Linked DNA regions of Homo sapiens: regions 1 and 3 are each linked to region 2. A link is a loop called in an ENCODE intact Hi-C map of the cell type or tissue named here. Cell type or tissue: IMR-90. All regions are shown on one strand. Region 1 overlaps GALNT10 (polypeptide N-acetylgalactosaminyltransferase 10). Region 2 overlaps GALNT10 (polypeptide N-acetylgalactosaminyltransferase 10). Region 3 overlaps GALNT10 (polypeptide N-acetylgalactosaminyltransferase 10).

What was found. Peaks named below come from ENCODE experiments on the same cell type or tissue, not always from the same donor. Only the 100,000 strongest peaks of a DNase experiment are listed, where the experiment ranks them.
Region 1: it touches region 2 in a loop (4-fold over the local background); 11 of 110 quality-filtered maps call a loop at or near these places.
Region 3: it touches region 2 in a loop (3.0-fold over the local background); 23 of 110 quality-filtered maps call a loop at or near these places.

Annotation. Positions count from the first base shown.
Region 1 is chr5:154,369,968-154,374,967 of GRCh38, reverse strand. All of the region lies in intron 4 of GALNT10 (polypeptide N-acetylgalactosaminyltransferase 10), which reads right to left. Among named protein-coding and RNA genes, the nearest start is that of MIR1294, 25 kb to the right of the region's middle. RefSeq lists an enhancer at 4,270-4,928. In IMR-90, no CTCF peak of the experiment used is centred here; a DNase peak (open chromatin) is centred at 3,087; H3K27ac peaks cover 260 bases.
Region 2 is chr5:154,195,312-154,200,311 of GRCh38, reverse strand. All of the region lies in intron 1 of GALNT10 (polypeptide N-acetylgalactosaminyltransferase 10), which reads right to left. Among named protein-coding and RNA genes, the nearest start is that of GALNT10, 7.1 kb to the right of the region's middle. In IMR-90, a CTCF peak has its summit at 2,783 (motif pointing right); DNase peaks (open chromatin) are centred at 1,261 and 2,831; H3K27ac peaks cover 2,383 bases.
Region 3 is chr5:154,274,471-154,279,470 of GRCh38, reverse strand. The region is part of intron 1 of GALNT10 (polypeptide N-acetylgalactosaminyltransferase 10); the gene reads right to left. Among named protein-coding and RNA genes, the nearest start is that of MIR1294, 70 kb to the left of the region's middle. RefSeq lists an enhancer at 2,443-2,492. In IMR-90, no CTCF peak of the experiment used is centred here; a DNase peak (open chromatin) is centred at 2,340; H3K27ac peaks cover 480 bases.

The sequences.
Region 1 (5,000 bases), 170 kb before region 2:
CTTTAAACACCATAGATGAAAAATTGGTATCATTTCTAATAAAGAGCTAATAATTAAAAATCTCCAACAAATAAGAATTTGTTGTAAGATTTTAGATTTCTACCAGATACTCCTGCCTCTCCACAACTATGAGCTTAAAGTCTGCCCTCTCTTCATCAAGGAGGGAGCTGTGGAAAACCAACCAAGGCTCCTCATTTGAGGTGATCAGAAGAATGAAAAAGAATTGAAAAGAGAAGGCTTTCCCTCCACGTTATCCAGTGTTACTTTTAATGCAAAGTCTCTGAACCACCTGTAATATTTTAGGTGTGACTTAAACTCACTTCTGGGCCAGGCACTGTGCCTATAATCCCAGCACTTCAGGAGGCTGAGGTGGGGGGATCGCTTGAACCGGGTTGAGGCTGCAGTGAGCCATGATCGAGCCACTGCACTCCAGCCTGGATGACAGAGCAAGAACCTGTCTCAATGAATGAATGAATGAATGAGTGAAAAAAATGACTTTTGTGCTGGTACACTTAGGGAAACACTGCTTCCATCACTTTGATTTTTGTCACCAGGAACTTCATTGAGATGAAGTGTGTTTCGTGTTATGTTGTCTGGCATCTTGTAGGCAGGAGAAATTAGAATACAGAGAAAAGATGATCTACATACATACAACCAGAGGCTAGAAGGCTAAAAAATGCTCCAGGTCTTTTCTTGCTTGTGCACAAAGATTAATATGGCTTCCCTCGCCCTTTCCCACTTCTCTTTGGTACAGTGACTCTGTAGAAAGCAGAAATCAATTTGCCCTAATTGAGGGACTAAATCTTTCCAAAAGAGACTTTCTTGGGCAACAAGACAAGAAAGCAAGAGGCATGATCACACTCCAAATATGCTGCTGTTTGGTCAGGAACACTATGTTCGAAAAAAGAAAAAAATCCATAGTCATTGTTTGTGACCACCGCTTCTTCTTGGCTGGGTTCAACTGATAGGTCATTACAACGAGAATGAGATAATCTCCTGTACCACACACCACTACTCCCATCAGAGGGATAAATATCACCCTGGCCGGCTCTAATCATTGAGGCCCCTGCTTGGGCAAAGCCCCATCGCTAAATCACCCCGAATGCAGATGGCCACAGTCATTACAGAGTGACCAATTAAGGCCTTCTGACAGCTTGTGGTAAAGTCAGAGCAATTATTTAGGGGCAATTATGCTTCTCTTGTCCTTATTAGACAGCACATTTACACAAAATCGGGCCGTTGCCCTATTTTACCACACCATCTTCCTAGATGAGGACATTTCATAAAGGCATAGAGTTTTAGAGCTGGGGGGGACTTTAAATGAAGATGATGATGATTATGATGACAATTATAGGGAACAATTATAGAGCCCCTGCTTGCATGCGAAGCTCCCTATTTCATCTATATTATCTCTGACACCCACACCACCACCACAAACTGGCTACTATAGAAGGAGATGCCGAGGCTCAGAGTGGATGATACGAGCTGCTCAAGGAACATAGTTTATAAATGATGATGCCAAGGTCTAAGATTCACCCTGCTTGATTGTAAAAGAGCAGGCTCTTGCTACTGCACCAAACTTCATGTCTGCCTCGCTTTAGTTAGTCCCTTCATTCTACCCAGAGAAGAGCAGGGAGAGCCAGAGAAGTTAAATGTACCTAGAATCAAACAGTGGGTCCTTGACACAGCATGATTATAACCTAGCTCAGAGCTTTTTCCAGCCTCAGATTTACGCCAGCTTCATAAGCCCTAAGGCAGGGCTGACAACCTGCCTTCACCAAAGTGCCTACACTGATGGGTTTGGAAGGGACACCTAAAGCTCTGTTAAGAAAGATTCTGAGGCTGTATCCTGGCTCAGTATGAAAGTGTCAGGACTGAGAAGAGATGCCTCAGCGTCTGACACAGCATCCCTAATGCCACATACTCATCACCCCTATTCTAGGGGCTGCCCTGATTGTAAACAGCACAGAACTGTTTTTATCCTTATTACCCCTAATTTAATAATGACTCAGAGCCATCCAATAGACACCGAGGCTGATTCTGAAGGTGGGAAAGCCCATCATTGTAAGGCATTACACAGGTGTTAGATGAGCACTTATCAGAGCTGACAGATGGATTCTGTGGCACACACATCTGGTGCCCCACCCATACCCCCTCTCAGCATTTGGTCTCATGCCTGCCTGCCTGCAACCTGCCAGCATCTGCCATTCTGCCCCAGGGGCTGCCGAGGTCCATGTGTCGGACCTCGGCCAACAACCCCCGGAGCTCCCTCACCCCTCAGGTGGGATGACACTGAGCACATGCTCCATGCTGGCTCCCAGAATTCTCAGTGGACCATGCATAGCCGCCCGCAGTGCTGCCTGTCCTGCAGTGCTGCCTGTCACAGGCACTCTTCCTGGTGGCCCCTCTTTCTGTTCTTACTTATGTACTTTCTTGCTGATATTTCCTGGCATCTCCTCCCAAATAAACTATTTGCACTGTCCCAGGATCTGCTTCAGAAAACCCAAACTCAGATTCCAAGTAGCAGGCATGACTTAGAAGATCTCCAAAGCTGAATGCATGATTCCATGAAGCTCACAGTGATTACTTCAGCACAGCAACATGTAGTTCTTCGGTGCCCACTTTCTCCAAACAATGGCTAACACGTTTTTTAGTACTCACTCGAACCACAGCCCCAGAAGCTTTACACCTGTTTAATCCTTTAATATTCACAAAACCTCTATGATGCTAGTCACTAATTAGTACCCTCATTTTGCTGATGAGGAAACTGAGGGCACAGAGAGGTTAAGTAACTTTTCCAAGCTCCACACAGTAAGTGGCAGGTATTGGATTAAAACCCAGGCAATCTGGCTCCAGAGTCTGTAGTTTTCTTTGTTAAACTTTAAACATTAAGAATCACTGCAAACATATATTTAAAAAGTAGAATAGAATGATGAACCTTCCATAGACCCATCCTTTAGCTTTATGTCTCTTGTTTCATCTCTGTCCCTGCCCACGGGATGATTTGGAAGCGAATGGAGTCTGTACTTGTAACCACCAAGCTGTAAGAGAAGAGCCCAGGGGATTAACGGAGAAGGATGTAACAACTTCAACTTGTGTAACTCTTGTTCCTCTGCCAAGAACACTCCCAGTAAGTTATCTCAGTGTTGGGCAGGCAGTAACTTCTCAGGAAATACTTGATTATCCCAAGGACTCCTCAGAGCCAATGCAAGGAGAATGGGGCAGGCAGGTAACATCACTTCTGATATTACTGGAGAGAAAACTGAGACCTAGGGAAAGCCTTGCCCCAACTCTCTCAGCTGGTGAGGTCTGAGTGAGGCCAGAACTCAGGGCCCACGCTTCCCACAGTCCTCTCTCTACATGCTGCCCTGAGTGTGTGCACACGTGTGTGTGTGTGTGTGTGTACACACACACACACACACACACACACTGTGGTGTGTCTGGGGCCTCTGGCTCTCTTGATTCCTGTCTTAAAGTGGAGCCTCTCCCTCCTGTCTGGTCTGAAGGGTTCTTAGGACTCTGATGATGGTTCTACCGGGTGGACTGTGGCATAAGGAGGAGTTGTTGTGGCTTGAATCATGTCCCCCAAAAAGACATATTGAAGTCCTAACCCCTGGTTGTTGTGAATGTGGCTTTATTTGGAAACAGGGTCTTTGCAGATGTAGTTATGTTAAGACGGGGTCATACTGGATTAGGGTGGGCACTCATCCAATGGCTGGTATATTTTTAAGAAGAGAGAAATCTGGACCCAGACACACAGAGAGGATACTGTGTGATGATGGAGGCAGAGACTGGAGTAGTGAGTCTATGAGCCAAGGAATGCCAAGGCTTGCCAGCAATACCAGAAGCTGGGAACAGGCATGGAATCCTCCCGAGGACTTCAGAGACAGCATGGCACTGATTTTGGACTTGGAGGCTCCAGAACTGTGAGAGAATGAACTTCTGTTTTAAGCCATCCAGTTTTTGGTTCTCTGTTACAGCAGCCCTAGGAAACTAAGATAGGAGCAGTAAGATTCTCACACACTGGCACTGTGACAGTGACATGGCAGGAATACAGCCTGCTGGCAGCCTCTGCTGAGCCTGGTCTGGAGCACTGCACTCCACGGCCTACTGCACTGGCTAGGGCTCGCCCCTCTGTAGTCTAGTCTGTTTGTAGCAGTTCGAGCAGTCTTTAAAAGCAGCAGTACATTGCATCTTGTCACTCTTCCACTCTCCTGCTTAAATTTAAACCCTTCAATGGCTTCCCCTGGCTCTTGGAAGAAAGGTCATATGGCAAGGTGTGCACAGTCAGTCTCTGTTCCCTCTTCAGCCTCGTCTTGCCCCCTCCCTCAACGATGCTCCCTCCCTTACTATCTTATTTCTGGTGTTCAAAGGCCCCAGGATGTCTCCTTCAGCCTCAGGTTCTCTGCCCGTGCTCGTCCTTCTACCTGGATTGGTTGACATCCCAAAGCCTCCATACAATTCCTCCCAGTTAACTCCTGCTCATCCTTCAGATCCCAGTGCCAATTCAACTCCTTACAAAGCCTTTCCTGATGTACCCAAACCACAGCAGGTTCCTAGGTCAGCCCCTTGCAAAGGCCTGGAACTCATCCTTCAAGGCACTCAGCTCAGATTACCCTGCATATTTATGGAATTCCTCACTGTCTCTTTCACTCAACCCTAAGCTTATGAGGGCAAGTTCTGTGAATGCTCCTCTCACCAGGGTGTCCTCGTGCCTAGCACCCAAGCCAGAGGCGTCTGCGAACCTTCATCTCATCTGATTTTCACAACCCTGTGAGGGAAGCAGGTCCCAGTTCAACACCTTCACTTCAAGACAAGGTCCAGAAAACATTTCTTGTCCAAGGCTACACAGCTAACAAGTTATGTGCTGAAGATAGGACTCAGATATAGTTTGCTTCGTTCAGGAATCTTCACTACTCTGTGTAATCAGATCAATTCCCAAGTGGAATATTTCAGAGTTTCAATCTCTGATGCCACTGAGCCTTGCAGAAACAGCACTG
Region 2 (5,000 bases):
CACACACACACAGAACCCTGGCGAACTGGGCTCGTGAGAGGCTGCCCGAGTGCAGCATCCAGGCGGCACATGGGACTTGCTATAATCCCTGCCCTGGCACGGCTGCCTGGGTATTCAGCTGAAAGAGCTTTCTGGAGCCAACAACAAGAACCAGGCTCATGGGGGTCTCAGTGATAACCTCCCACTGAGGCCTCCGCAAGTCCCTGTGAGCAGGGGCAGACCCACAGACTCGCCCCAGACCATCCAGTCAGTGGCTGGCGCAGATACCGGAAGGAAGCATCCCAGCTGGATTGGAATCCTGTTTCCATCACTTCCTAGCTGCGTGGCCCTGGATATGTTACCTGACCTCTCTGTACCTCAATCCTCACAACTGTTATTTAATTTCATCTAATCATCACCATGACACTAGGAAGTAGTGATGACTTTGCTCATTTTAGGAGAAGGAGCAGGAAGCCCCAGAGGTCAGGCACAGAGCCAGCAAGTGGCAGAGCTGGGCCTGAGGATCAGGTCACATTGGTTCCCAACTCCACACTCTCTCCTCTGCTCTCTCCAGTACAAGGGAGAGGTTTACAGGGTCTCCACAATACTAACCCTTCCCAAGAGACCCCCTAGTTCAGCCCAACACCCACGTAGAGGCACCTACCTCATCCTTGCCCATGGCAGGAAGGCAGAGCACGCATCCTGGAAGAGCAGCAGACTGTGGGCATCAAAGGAAAATAAAGCTCTACCGCCCCAGCCAATCCTCGCAGCCCACAGGAGAGGGATTCCAAAGTGCACCTCCCATCCCTGTCCTGAACTGGAGCCTGATCTGCTTGCATCAGATACAGTGCCACTGCTAAAAGTACCACAGAGCTCCCCTGTGGGTGCTGATTGACAACTTGGGAAGCTGCAGATAAACACACTTCCCAGGAACAGAAGTTCAAGGGCGGGTCCTGAAGCACTCCTGGGGAGAATGGAGTGGGTCCCTGGGGAAAGAGAGGTCTGTCTCCTGTCAGGTGGGTGGAGAGGAGTTCCCTGTTGGACCCTCAGTAGGATTTGTTAAATATGTGATCCTTGGCCAAGCCCAAACCAGCCCCTTCATGCTCTTTGGGCATGGATCCTGGTGTCACCATCCTTAACAGGCTCCCTAGGGATTGTGAAGCACCCTGAAGTTCAAGAAGAACCATTCCTAAGGCTAAGCTTCCAGCATGCAGCCAGCAGTTACTGAGTACCAACCATATGATTCACTTACTCACTCACCCCCTCAGCCATTCAGCAAATATTTTAGGCAAACAAGAGTGACCAAGAGAGAGGTTAGTTCCTGCCTTTAGGAAGCAGACAGTCTGGACAGATTAAAAACAATTACAGCATTGCGTGACAGATTTATATACAGGTCTCCGGGCCCTGGTTGGGAAGAATGCTAACCTAGGCTGCCCTGGCAGGAGTTAGTCAGGTCTAGGGGCAAGGCTGCAGGGAAGAAGGATGTTAGAAATCTTCTAGAGGGCCTCTGATCTAAGTAGGCAGATGAGAAAATCAAGGCTCAGAGGAGCTAAGACCCTTGAGTGACCCCTGGGGGCTGGAGTAACCAAAGAACACTTCCTGGAGGCAGCAGGCTATGAGCTGAATCTAGAAGGATACAGAGGGTCTGGGTTGTCCCAGGGTGGGAGTTGAGAAGGCATCCCCAACAATTGCTTCGCATTCCGAAGTTTCAGGAAGAGGGGTACCAAGAGCAGCCTCTGCATGCACAATTTCCTTCCCACCTCCAATAATCAGAGACTGCACCCACCTGGCTTCTTCCAGTTCTTCTGAACCCTGTGCTGTTAAGCCAACCACTTATCTTCGAATTGCTCACCTTCTAGACAAAGACAATGTTATGCAGCCCTCCCTACCTCCGCCAAAGGGAAGCCACAGAGAATTGAGTCCCTGCCATAGGCGAGGCACTTCACAAAGGCAGCGGCATCACCATGTTTACCAAGCACTTGTTCTGTACCAAGCATTGTGTTTGGGGTTTTACCCACAGTGACTCACTGAACCCTCAAGAGAACTCTCTGCCACAGTTAACATTACTACCATTTTACAGACCAAGAATTCCAGGCACACAGGTCAAGCTTGCCCAAGCCTCGGGTTTTGAATCAGGCAGTGTAGCTCCAAAGCTAGAGCACTATACGCAGCCCCACATGCCTCAAACCAAGAGGAACGGAGACAGGAGGAGGCTGAGGTAGAGGTTTCTCTTCCAGCACACACCACCACCACATGACCTTATGTGCTCCACTTCAGCTACTGAAGAGGCTGTCTTAGGGCAATGGTCCCTCTCACCTGCTCAGATGTCCAGGCTTGCAGGAAGGGCTTAACGGGCAGGGGTGGAAGACAGGTCCTTTGTCCTGCTCAGATATGGAGGAAGTATGGTGGTTAAGGACTCAGCACTAGGTCAGAGTTCAAATACCAGCTCCACCACTACAGGCTGTGCATCCTTGGGCAAGCACCTGCCCCTCTTCGAGCTTCAGTTCCCTCCTTCTTTCCTACCTGGTTACAACAATATTTAACAGATGTACAGGTAAAGGACCTAGCAGAGTAAGTGCTAAATAAATGGTAACTGCTATTACTACTATTAACATTATCAACCTCATTATCAGCCATATCATCATCATTCTTTGGATCAGTATCATTTTATGCTGTGGCTTTCATCACCTGAGAAAACTGAAGACAATTTAACATCTGAAGCTCAGCATTCTCTTAAAGCCATAGGGAAGGAAAAAAATAGGCCTGCTTTTTTCTTTTCTCTCCTATCTACACTCAGCAGAGGGCAGCAAACAGGAACCATTCAAAGATAAGAGGGAGAGAAGAGAGACACATGGAGAGAAAGCTACACACGCATAAATACACACCCACCCACCACAGCAAGCAGAATTGTTTAGCTTCCTCTAGCTTCCAAAGTATGAACACTCCACCTCCTCCAGCTAAGAGGGCCAGGCAGAAAAAACGTGGAAGCTGCAGAGACAGAAGTTCTTTTTCAGCTTGAGAGAAATTTTCAATGAATTGACTTTTAGTGTGTATGGGGGCAGGGGAGACAGTTCTCGGGACGTCTGTGAGGGGAAAGGAAGGCAGCGGCAGAACGGGTAAGTAAGATTCAATAAAGACAGCTTTCAATTGCTCTTTATCTCCACCCTCCACTGTGTGTTGGCAAGCATTTGCACCCAAGCCGTCCTCAGCAACAAACTGAGGTCCACACAGCTAATCATCTCAGCCAAGGGGTGGCAGTGCTGGAATGAGAACACAGACCTCCAGACTGCAGGTTCGGTGCCCAAAAATGGGTCCAGGGTGGCAAAGGGGTTTTCTCTCCAGGACCAAATCTCATCCCCAAGGAGTGATTACTGCCTGGAACACTGTGTCAGCAGGACTCTGGAGTGGATATTTGTGGGCTTCTTCTCTAGATATCTTTCTCCTCTTCCCAAAAGCAGCACCCAGAGTCTTCTCTGGGGAACTGCTCTTCTTAGATCTGGGTAACCTGACTCCACTCCTAGCTCTAGGGTACGTTAAGTCAATCAATACAGCTTCTCCTCCTGAAATCTGCGAATGGTTCAGACAGCACATTAGATCCAAAGTAGACCGGTAAGACCTAAGATCTTGCTAGAGCTTATAGAAAAGATGTTCTCTGTCTTTTGTAGAAGCTACCAGAGGAGACAGACCCTCTCCTCTAGGATCTAGGTGTGGATCTGAGGTCTGAAAGAGCTATTACCATTTTTTGCTGCCATGGAGCCTCAAAACAGAACAAAGCCAACACACAGAGAAAGTCAGAACCAACAGAAACCAGAGGAAAGGAGACCGAGCCCTGACAATGCCACAAACCTCTAGATCACACCATACCTGAAGCCAACTACAGTCACAGGAGCCAATATATTCCCTTACTCATTTCAGCCCACATGGCTCAATTTGTTTTGTTACTTGCAACTGATAGAGAATCTGAGGTGGTTCTTAGGCTCAAGTTCTCTCTGTCTGTCAGGGATAGCAGTAATGGTGCCATGTACTTCCCAGCCTTTAATTCCTCTACTCTTGTCCCTTTGCCACCTTAAATTTTAATCCATTTTAGTTGCTTTTAAAACTATAAAATGAGGCTGGGTATGGTGGCTCACGCCTGTAATCCCAGCACTTTGGGAGGCTGAGGTGGGCAGATCACCTGAGGTCGGGAGTTCGAGACCAGCCTGACCCACACGGAAAAACCCCATCTCTACTAAAAATACAAAATTAGCCAGGCTTGGTGGCGCATGCCTATAATCCCAGCTACTTGGGAAGGCTGAGGCAGGAGAATCACTTGAACCTGGGAGGTGGAGGTTGCGATGGGCCGAGATCACGCCATTGCACTCCAGCCTGGGCAACAAGAGCAAAACTCCGTTTCAAAAAAAAACAAAAACAAAAACAAAACACTATAAAATGTTGGAAAGAAAATGTACAAAAATAGATCTACAAAAAAATAGCCAGATAGGTTCCAGCAGATAATTGGTCTCATTAAGCAGTGGCCTCCAAAATTTGGGGTGATAATCTTGGCTCCTGAAAGAAATAATGGTAGAGAAGGATCAAATATTAGTATATGGAGGGAAAAAATTTCTCATGGTGAAATAGAACAAGAACTTGGAGAATGGATTCTGATCTGCGTTCCTCCCTATGGGAACTTGTTTAATTTGTTTCCCTTTTTCTCGGCCTCAGTTTTCATACCTACAAATTGAGGAGATTGGACTAGATGACTTCTGCAGCCCCCTGCCTGCTCTGATATATTTCAATCATTCAGCAAACACATCCTGTCTTCCAAGAGCCAAATCTTGTGCTTTGTGCTAGAGGAGGATGTGTTCCTACCTTAAGACATTTCCAGCAGGGAGGCCATGATACACTTCTTGCTGCGGGAATTCAGGTGTATATGCGCTACCTCCTTTCCCCACTCCACTGCGCATGAGGAGAAAGGTTCTCTGGAGAAACAAGACTCTTATTCAAGGCCTTCCCTTACCAGTTCTGACACATATATGGGATGC
Region 3 (5,000 bases), 79 kb before region 2:
TTAGCTGGGTGTGGTGGTGCATGCCTGTACTCCCAGCTACTTGGGAGGCTGAGGCAGGAGAATTACTTGAACCTGGGAGGCGGAGGTTGTGGTGAGCCGAGATCGTGCCATTGTACTCCAGCCTGGGCAACAAGAGCAAAGCTCCATCTCAAAAAAAAAAAAAAAACAAAACAACAACAACAACAACAACAACAAAAACTAGCATTAAATATCATTTTACACCTGCTAGGCTAGCTATAATTTAAAAAGTGGAAAACAACAAGTGTTAGTGAGGATGTGGGTGGAGAAATTGAAACCTTTGTGCACTGCTAGTAAACATGCAAAATGGTGCAGCTGCTGTTAAAAACTTTTGTGGTTTCCAAAAGGTTAAATGTAGAACTACCATATGATCCAACAATTCCATTTTAGGTATGTATCTAAAAGAACTGAAAGCAGGGACTCAAACAGACATTCCTAGGCCAATGTTCATAATAGTCACATTACCACAATAGGCAAAAGGTAGCAACAACTCAAGTGTCCATTAATAGATGAAGGTAGAAACAAGATGTGACATATATATAAAATGGAATATTATTAAGTCATAAAGAAGAATGGAATTTTGATATCTACTACAACATGGATAGACCTTGACCATATTATGCTTAGTGAAACAAGCCTGACACAGCAGGTCATACATTGTATGATTCCACTTATATGAGGTACCTAGAATAGGCAAACTCATAAAGACAGAAAGTAGAACAGAGGTTACAGGGGAGTAAGAACGGGGATTGTTGTTTACAGGGAGTTATTGTTGGGAATCATTAAAAAATTGGGTATAGATAGTGGTAATGGTTACATAGCATTGTGAACATATTTAATGCCACACAATTGTACACTTATGAATGGTTAAAATGACAACTATTATATTCATTTAGCACAATAAAAAAATACCTCCCTTCTCCTCCCCTCTAAAAAAGCCAATTCTTCTCATTTTCAACTCTTACATATTCTAATACCCTTCTGGTGATTCATAAAGTATATTAGCATATTAAAGGCTCTTTGAAGTCACACAGAAAAGAAAGCTGTCTAACTTTGTTTAATCCAGCATTTCACAAGTTTATTTGACTAGAAGTCCCCAACTCCAACAACCACTCATCTACCCCCACCCACTAGACAATGATTAATACCCTAGGAAGCTCACAGACTTTTTTGATGCTTATAAGATTGGGTTGATGAGGGAGAATACAACATGATTCTTCCCCTTGGCAGTGTGCAATCCAGTTTTGTTTTGTTTTAAAAAAGCTCACAGACATGAAACAACTACACCAAGATTTCAAACTGACATACTAACTTGGAAGGAGGGAAATAAAGTTTATGTTAACATTTTCCAAAGGAAGGTTTCAGTCAATTTCTGAAGCATCCGTCACCCATCTGGTCCACTCATTCATCCATTCATCCATCTATCCATTCACCTAAAACATGTTTATTGTGCAATTACTATTTTTTTGGCCTTAGGTTAGGTACTCCAGGGAATATCATAAAAGACAATGATTTATGTCTATGATACAGGACAGATTGGAGATCCTTTCATTTCAAAAACTGCTACTGGGACCTGGGAGAAGAACCACAAATTCTCAGAAGCCAGAAGAATGGTTCTGGGAACAGTTTTGCAGAGGAGCACCGGGGCTGGGTGTTGATAATGAGTACCACATGAGTAAAGGTAATAAAGTTGCCCTGAAATACTCCTCTTTTGTCTTTCACTCACAAAGAAGACTGTAGACTATTTTATAAGCCTGGCTTCTGATAACTCTGGTTTATGGGTCACTGTACCTTTTCCAAATGGTTTATTACATGCAGATTTCTCCAAAAGCCTTGGCTTAGCTTGAGAAACAATGCATTTGAATTTCTTTCATTCTAGAGTTTAGGAAGATTTCTCAGGATTACTATAGTAGATTGTGAAAGTGGTCTCAATCCTCCATCCCAGGCCCTTTGCAAAGGGATTGTGCAGCTCCTCCCATCAAAAGTGGGTCTCTTTCCACACCTATTGAAGTTGGTCTGGCTCTGTGACTTGCCTTGGCCAAAAGAATGAGGTAGAAGTGACAGTGTGCCAGCTTGAGTCCAAGCTTCGAGAGACTTGTACTCTTTCATACTTATTTCTCATCCTTCTTCCTCCTCTATGAGAACAAACCCAGCCTAGTATGCTAGAAAGATGTTAGAGGCAAGCAGAAGATAAGACATGTGGAGAAGAACTGAGGTAATCCTAGACAGCTGACAGAGAGCCAAGCCCCAAGGATATGAGAGACCCCAGCCAAGTTTAGCAGAGCTGCCCAGCCCAGCCCCAGTTGACCAGAGATACATGAGTCAGCACAGCCAAGGCCAGAGAAACCACCCGACTGATGTGTAGTCCTTTGAGCAACAACATATGGTTGTTGTTTGAGGTCACTGAGCTTTGGAGTAATTTGTTATACAGCATTGTTTATGGTAAGGAGGAATCAAATGACCTTAGAGAGGATTCAGTTCCGTTCTGTGTTTGCAAGCTAAGGTGCCAAAATAGAAACAGAACTGTTTGTATCTTGTCCTCCCACCTCATTTTTTAAGATCCAAACAACACCTATCTTCTGAGGTTCAGTTCAAACACCACATCTTCAAGAGGCCCCACTTCTATCCCCGCTCCGCTTACAAAATAATCTCCCTTCCACTGACCTCTCACTGCACTCTGTCTGCCTCTCTCTTTTTGGAAGTTACCACTTAAAGTCTTAAACTATAGCCATTTATATACATGTTATTCCCTCTTACTGGACTCTAAACTAGTGTTTTTAAACTATCTGTAATGAAGAACCACTTCAATTTCTAATTCACTGTGAATGAAACCATCTGTGGTAGGCAGAATTCTAAGAATGACTTCCAATGACCTTCATCCTCCTATAATCCCCTCCCCTTTGAGTGGAGATGGAACCTGTGAATATGATGAGATATCACTCCTGTGATTACATCAAGTTATATGGCAAAAAGGAGATTATCCAGGTCGACTTAACCTAATCACACACAAAAAGCTGAGAGCTTTCTCCATCTGGCGGTACTGAAGGAAGTCAAAGTGATTTGAAGAGAGAGAAGAATTAAATATGGCATTGCTGGTTTTGTAGATCAAGGGGGCCATGTATGGGTAGCCTCTAGGAACAGACAGCAACCCCTGGCCTGCACAAAAACCAGGGGCCTCAATCCTGAACTGCAAAAAACTGAATTCTGCCAACACCCTGAATGAGTCTGGAAGTGGACTCTTCTCCAGAGCCTCCAGATAAGAGCCCAGCCTGGCTGAAACATTGATTTTGGCCTTGTCAGACCCTAAGCAGAAACTCCTGTTTAGTCAGCTTAGTTAGACTCATGACCTGTAAAACTCTGAACTAATAAATTCTTATTGTTTTAAGCCACTAAATATGTAGCGACTTGTTACACAGCAACAGGAACATGATATACTTCTCAATAGTATGGCAGATTGTATTTTCAAAGGCTAGCTGCAATGAAATCTTCTGTCCCTTGTGCTCTTCTACAACCTTTCCACAAGCTCACTGAGAGATGGAATTTCCATCCTCTGCCTTTGAACTTGGGCAAACCTTTGTGAATGCTTCAATCAATAGAGTTTGGCAGCAGAGATGCAAAGTGACTTCTGATTTCTACATGACTAGATCATAAAAGTGCCAGGCACATTTTCCTTGTTCTCTTGGGACATTCATTCTTGGATCCCAGCCACCATGCTATGAAGAAGCTCCTCTATGGAGAGGTCGACATGGAAAGGAACTGACAGCCAGCACCACCTCACCAGTCATGCGAATGAGCCATCTTGGAAGTGGATGCTGTGGCCCCTGCTGACCCACCTGGCAGGCGCTGTGTGCAGCAGAGATAAAGTGTTCTGCAAAGTCCTGCTCAAATTGTAGATTTGAAGAAATGAATGACTGTTGTTCTTTTAAAGCCACTAAGTTTGGGGGCAATTTGTTAAGCACCAATAGTAACTGAAACAAGTGTGCAGCTTGTGTCACATGCAATTCACCACACGAGCCTGACAGCATGTGAACTGCTCTATGTCTATTCAACAAGATAAGTCTACTGAGCATGCACCTGGCTGTCATGGCAATATCAAACTACAACAAAAGTTTCTGAACAACTATCCTCAATTCCCCTATCTATCTCATTGTGAACTGGTGCTGGTCTGCAGACTACATTTTGAGAGGCATTGCTATAAAACATCTCTGGGCCAGACCCATTTTTATTCATCTCTGTATCCTCCCACGTGCTTTTTAGAATTCCTGGAAATAGGAGCAACTCAGTAAATGTTTATGAACTGAATAGAAGACCCAAAGAAAGCTGAGTCTGGAAGCTCAACTCATTCGTTTTATAGACGGTGATGTGGTAGTCCAGAGAGGTGAAGGAGTACACTCAGGGTCATGGAATGAGCCAGTGTCAGAACCAGGAGAAAGCCACAGAATTCCTGAAACCTTCCAATCCAGACGTTGGAAACTCAGCTGCTTATGTATGTTGTGAAGGGGGAGTGGCCAGGTGTAAGGCACTGCAGAAATATGATGGCTGGGGGAGAGGCGAGTGCATGCATGCCCATGTGAGGGGCAGCTGCTACCCCAGCTCCAGCCAACTGTTGCCAAGTGAGGGCCAATGGAACTAGATGTTCATTTTTCAAAGAGCAGCTGGAAAATTCAGATTTCTAGGGGCTATTTCTTGATTTTTAGTTTATTACATTAGATAAACAAACATGTTTGCAGGCTAGATTTTATCTAGCAGGCCACCAATTTGCAATTCCTGAGCTGGTTGAGTACCTGTAATTTACAGATAAGGAAAAATGAGGTCCTGAGAGGTTACAGGTTTCACCAAGAACACGTAGGAAGAGGTGGCAAGGCCATTTTCTGACTTGTCCAGGAATTTGGTGACGATGATGGTGACCCACATTTATTGAGCTCCTATCATGGGCAAGGCAATATACCAGGCACTTAGACCTATAGTTTCATTTAATCTTT